2 separate regions of the Mus musculus genome follow, and region 2 is linked to region 1. The links are chromatin loops, found by intact Hi-C in ENCODE. Cell type or tissue: left cerebral cortex. All regions are shown on one strand.

Region 1 (2,500 bases):
GCCCTTTAGCCCATGCAGTGGTGTTTCTCCTGAATGAAGCAGGGTGAAAGGTTTTGATTTTGTCTGTCAGGGTGGGAGTGGGCGGAGCAGGGGCCCAGGGTGGCTGTGTTGTGGATTCTGTGGCTAAGTGACCTATGGGCATGTCTGAGAGGGATGGCTTCCTGACTGGAGCAGCTCACATGCCTATTAAATTGTTTCCGCCTGCGAAGTTATCTCTGACGGTTGGAGGACCCATAAATTCATTTTTAAAACTAGTCTTTAATTACAATTTCTCTTCAGGTTTTTCTGAGATGTAAAACCTCGAGATCTCCAGCTGGTTCTAGAGTTTCTACCTCTAACAAACACTCTTCTCCCCTGGACTCCCTCTCGGCTTCACCTCACCGGAGGAGTCTACACCAACTTCCAGGGACCACGGAACTGCCAGCGAGGATGTCGGATGGGGACCTAAGAGGTCGGGACGTGGGAAAGAAAGGTGGGGAGGAAGAGCCGTTTGGGCTTTAAGACCGGAACCTCCTGGATTCCTGCTAGACCAATCTGCAGCTTTTGCAAACAGCCTTAAAGTCATCAGCGCCCCGCTGCGGAATTCAAAGCTCAGCTTGTCATAATAGTTAACACCTTCTTTGACCAGCCTCCTTTTATTTGACAATTTTTCTTTTCTGTCCCTCTCTGTTGCCACCGGGAAGGTTTTTAGGGAGTCCCCTCACATAGCGAGCCGCCCCTTGGCGTTCAGAAGATTTTCTGGGGTAGCCCGTTTGCAGGGTGAGTAGGTTTCCAGGTTTCGGGAGCGGGGCGTGGGGGCGGGGATGGACATGAACGATTTTGTAGGTCCCCACTGGTCATCCGGAAAGTTAACGATGCTTCAGGTACTAGGCTAGGGACAATGACAGCCTTTCCAAGGCTGCTGGCCCGGAGGTCGGCGTGGAGCAGCTGAGCCTTGGGCTGCACTGGGGGTCCCTAGTTTTCTAGAGGCAGAGGTTGCGACTCTCGATTCGGAGGGGCTAGGTCCACGACAGACCCCGAGTCTGGCGAGCGCCAGCCGGTGGCCGGGCACCGGGCGCTCCCGCGGGCTCCGGGAGCCCTCCCACTCTTGCCAACTTTCCCTGCCCTGGTGCCGGAGGAGGGCGCCTTTCCCAGTGGGTCGCGCGCGATACTTAAGGCGGCTCTGCTGGGCAAGGCGGTCGTCAGTCGGAGCCCCAGCGGCACCGTGGAGGCAGTGCGCGGCGGCGGGAGCCGGAGGAGGAGCATGGAGCCGCCGCGGGCCTGCTGAGCACCGGAACGCCGGCAGCCGGCGGCACGGTGAGCGCACCCAAGGGGCCGGAGCCTCTTACCGCGACCTGGGGACCCTGGGGCTCCGGCCGCTCAATGCTTCCCGGCGGCAGTCGCTTGCACCATGTTCCCTACCCCCTCCTCCCTTTCTTCCGACATCCTGGGCTCCCGCAGCCTCTCCTCCCTTCCTCCCTTGCGGCTCTTGTTTTGTGAATGAATTGGGGGTGGAGGGAGGCTGTGCGGGGAGCGAGGCTAGAGTGCCCCTCCCCCCAACTCACGCCCGCAGGGGGTTCACACCTGCGGGGACACCGAGATCTCCAGCGATCTGGTCCCTACAGCACAGGTTTGTGAGATGAGTTCCTCCTCCTTGCCGGTTCAGAGAGGTCCAAGGGTGCCTAGGAGAGATTGGAGGAGCTCCAGCCGCTAGTGCAAGTTTCTGTACTGCCGTGCGTGAGCCCGGCTGCAGGGCGCACCTGTCAGTGGGAGAGTTGCTGTTAATCTTGCAGCCCTCAAAGTTCTACTGCTGGGTAGGGAGGTGTGCGTCCTTGCCTGGAGGTTTTTATTTCTTTTCATTGTCCTATGGGACATGGATCCCGTAAAGCGCCCCCACCCTCGTGCCCTTGAATCTAAGTGCGCCTTAGCTAGCCTGGGCGAGCTTTCTTGGATCTCTTTTGAGAGGATGGAGGAAGCGGCCCAGGATATAAGATCACATTCTGGTTAACCGGCTTGGGGAAATACAGTGTCCTCTCTGGGCAGAGGACCTCAACAAGAGCCCGTGCCAGAGCCTGACTGTACATAGAATATCCAGCTGCAGAACCTTCCTGGGTCTTCTGTAGGGAGATGGGTACCTCTTAATTCCTGAGGGGGAGGGGGTCTGGCCCCCGGATGGAGGGGGCTGGCAACTGCAGGGATGCTGCCTTTGTTTGCAGGCACTCCTTTGCCAAGGTACCTGGGGCCCTGAGAAGATGAGTAGGGTCTGGGCTGGCAGTTGTTCCTTGGCTTTTCCGTTCCTTCCCAGCAGAGTCGTGGGAAACCTGCACGTGGGTGTGGCTGTGTGGCTTTAGCCAGCGGGGTGAAGCTCAAGCCGGGTGAGGAGCGTGGCGAGAGCTTCCTTAGCTGCCTTGGACCTGACCGGACAGCCTCTGGAACTGCACCGAGGCGGGGCGCCAGGACGCAGGTTGCTGGGCCAGCCACAGCACCTCCCGTCCCTTCCCAGAACGAGGCGGGCAGTAGG
Region 2 (2,500 bases), 65 kb before region 1:
TATTTTGGCATGTTTAGCTTTTTTGGATTTTGTACTGTTAGATGCAAAACCTGCACAGAAGCACTCTACAGTTTACAAAGCAGGAAGTTTCAATAATCTCTCCAGGTGCTGGAGCCCCTGGAAGTGGAGGTACTGGCGGCTGTTGGCCTCCTGAGGTGGGTCCTAGGGTTTGCAAGAGCAGTGCAAACTTCTAGCCACTGGGCCACTGGGCCACCTCTCCAGCACGCACCATTCATGCTGTATTTAAGAACATCGTTGTGATATTGTTGGTGCTCAAGCTTTGCTGGAGCAGGGTTGGGAATGTGGCTCAGGGGTAGAGTGCTCGCCTGGCATGCGTGAGGCCTTAGTTCAATTATCAGCCCTGCCGGTGGCACCCAGCCCTCCCCCAAAAAACGAGTTGCTGATTGAGTTGATGAGACACTCCTTAGTATTCATCCTTCAGCTTTTCTCTTCCAGTGAATTTTGTTCTTTCTTTATTGGATAATGAGAGCTATGTTTCCCTTTCTGACTTAGCTACCGAGAATTACTAAACTAAATTTTGAATTCATTTACAATAACTATACTTAGCACGGGATGTCTGCAGTCTTCACTGTGGAGTTGTAAAATATTTATTTTGGGGCTGGAGATGTCGATCAGTTGGTAGAAATGTTTCTGGGCACGCACACAGCCCTGGGCTTGCTCTCCAGCACCACATAAGCCGAGAGCCATAGGGAGCACATGTCTGTGATTCTAGTGTTTGGAGGGAAGAGACAGGAGGATCAGGTCAAGGGCGTTCTCAACTATTTAGGGAGTTTGAGGACAGCCTGGTCTGTGTGAAAGCCTGTCTCAAAAATTTATATTCATAATGGCTGATTTCAATGTTAGCTATTGTCAGTTGTCTCATATCCTTAGTATGGAATGAGCAATGAACAATATAGTAAGTGAGCTGAGTCATGAGTGACAGCGAAGGGTCACTCCAGGGACACCATGGTTAGGTTGGGTGAAATAGTACTGGCTGCGGGCTGGAGAGGTGGTCCAGTGGTTAAGAGCACTCTGCTGCTCTTCCAGAGGATTAGAGTTCAGTTCCCAGCACCCACAGGGTGGCTCACAGCTATCAGTAACCCCAGTTCCAAGAGATTTACTGCCCTCTTCTGGCTTCTGTGAGTACTGCATACATGTGGTACACAGCTATCCATGCAGGCAAAATGCCCTTCCCATAAAACACAATAATGGTGCTTATCCTCATGAAGAGAATGCTGTCTCTGTTCTCAGTAGAAAAGAAACCAGATTACTGATGAGAGCCGGGCAGGGGTGGGCACGCCTGCAATCCCAGCACTCAGGAGGCAGAAGCAGCCAGATCTCTTGAGTTTGAGCTCTGCCTGTTCTACACAGTAAGTTCCAGAACTGTCAGGGTTACACAGAGAAACTGCTTCAATCAATCAACCAATCAATCACTGATCAGAGCCTCTCTAACTAAATGGATAAATAAATGAGTAGCTGATCAGAGCATCTCCATGGTACTATGTGGTCCGTTTTCCTTCAGTTGTATTTTCAGTTGGCATTGGACTTACTATCTAATTGAGGATCACTTTGAATTTTTGACTTTACTGCCTCTTCTGAGTCCTGGGATTGTAGCTCTCAACCACACTGAGTTTCTGTCAGTGCTAGGGATCCGACCCAGAGCTATGTGCATGCCAGGCAAGTACTTTCCCATCGGAGCTCTGTCTCCAGCCCTGAGTATGTTCTGTTTTCTAGGCTGAAAACAGACTGTGGCAGGGCAGAGTGAGACACAGACCCGCATGGAGAGTGATAAGACCACAGTGGTCAGCGCTTGTCTGTCTGCACCCACCATCTAAACTTTAGGCCTCTTAAAGGATGCTTTATTAATTTTTATATCTAAAGAACATTAGCGTATCTAACAGAGGGTGCCTTGAAGCCAGCTGTGGAGTTCAAGCTGACTTTGAACACAGGAACTTCCTTCATCCTCTATATTACAGTGCTATATTATAGACATGCACCATCATGAGCCCTGAGCACAACTTTCAGTGGTTGTCTATGTCCACTGCAGAGTGTAAGGCCGCATGCAGCCATGGCAGTGGCTCTGTTTCACCAGTGCGGAGCTGAAATGTTAAAGGATTTTTATGTTTCTTTTCCTACAGGGGACATGGTCTCGAAATACCGGGAACCTTTGATCCACACCTTCCTGCGGGGAGTGAGAGATCCAGATGCTGCACACAGGGCCAGCAGCTTAGCCAACCTGGGAGAGCTGTGCCAGTGCCTGCACTTCCTGCTGGGCCCCGTGGTTCATGAGGTGCTGTATGCAGAGTTGTTTTCCCTGAGACTGTGATAACATGGGATCTTGAGTCAGATCTGTGGTCTTTCCCATCTGTTGCTGTCTTCCTCTGACTGGACAGATCAGTCATTTAACCTCACTGGGCTGTCCATTTAGACTCCCCCTCCTCAACTTAGTCCATTTTGAAGCTGTATTTATTTTTAAATATTAAACAAAGCTTTCCATGAG

Evidence for each region. Peaks named below come from ENCODE experiments on the same cell type or tissue, not always from the same donor. Only the 100,000 strongest peaks of a DNase experiment are listed, where the experiment ranks them.
Region 2: it touches region 1 in a loop (1.9-fold over the local background); 2 of 42 quality-filtered maps call a loop at or near these places.

Annotation. Positions count from the first base shown.
Region 1 is chr8:106,869,656-106,872,155 of GRCm38, forward strand. It overlaps Has3 (hyaluronan synthase 3), which reads left to right and starts at 1,181. Exons shown (of 4, transcript NM_001331048.1): 1 at 1,181-1,296. In left cerebral cortex, CTCF peaks have their summits at 573, 1,145 and 2,433; DNase peaks (open chromatin) are centred at 558, 1,163, 1,605 and 2,487; H3K4me3 peaks cover 2,126 bases.
Region 2 is chr8:106,804,903-106,807,402 of GRCm38, forward strand. It overlaps Tango6 (transport and golgi organization 6), which reads left to right. Exons shown (of 18, transcript NM_173037.1): 16 at 2,139-2,290. Among named protein-coding and RNA genes, the nearest start is that of Gm34197, 41 kb to the right of the region's middle. In left cerebral cortex, a CTCF peak has its summit at 1,142 (motif pointing left); a DNase peak (open chromatin) is centred at 533.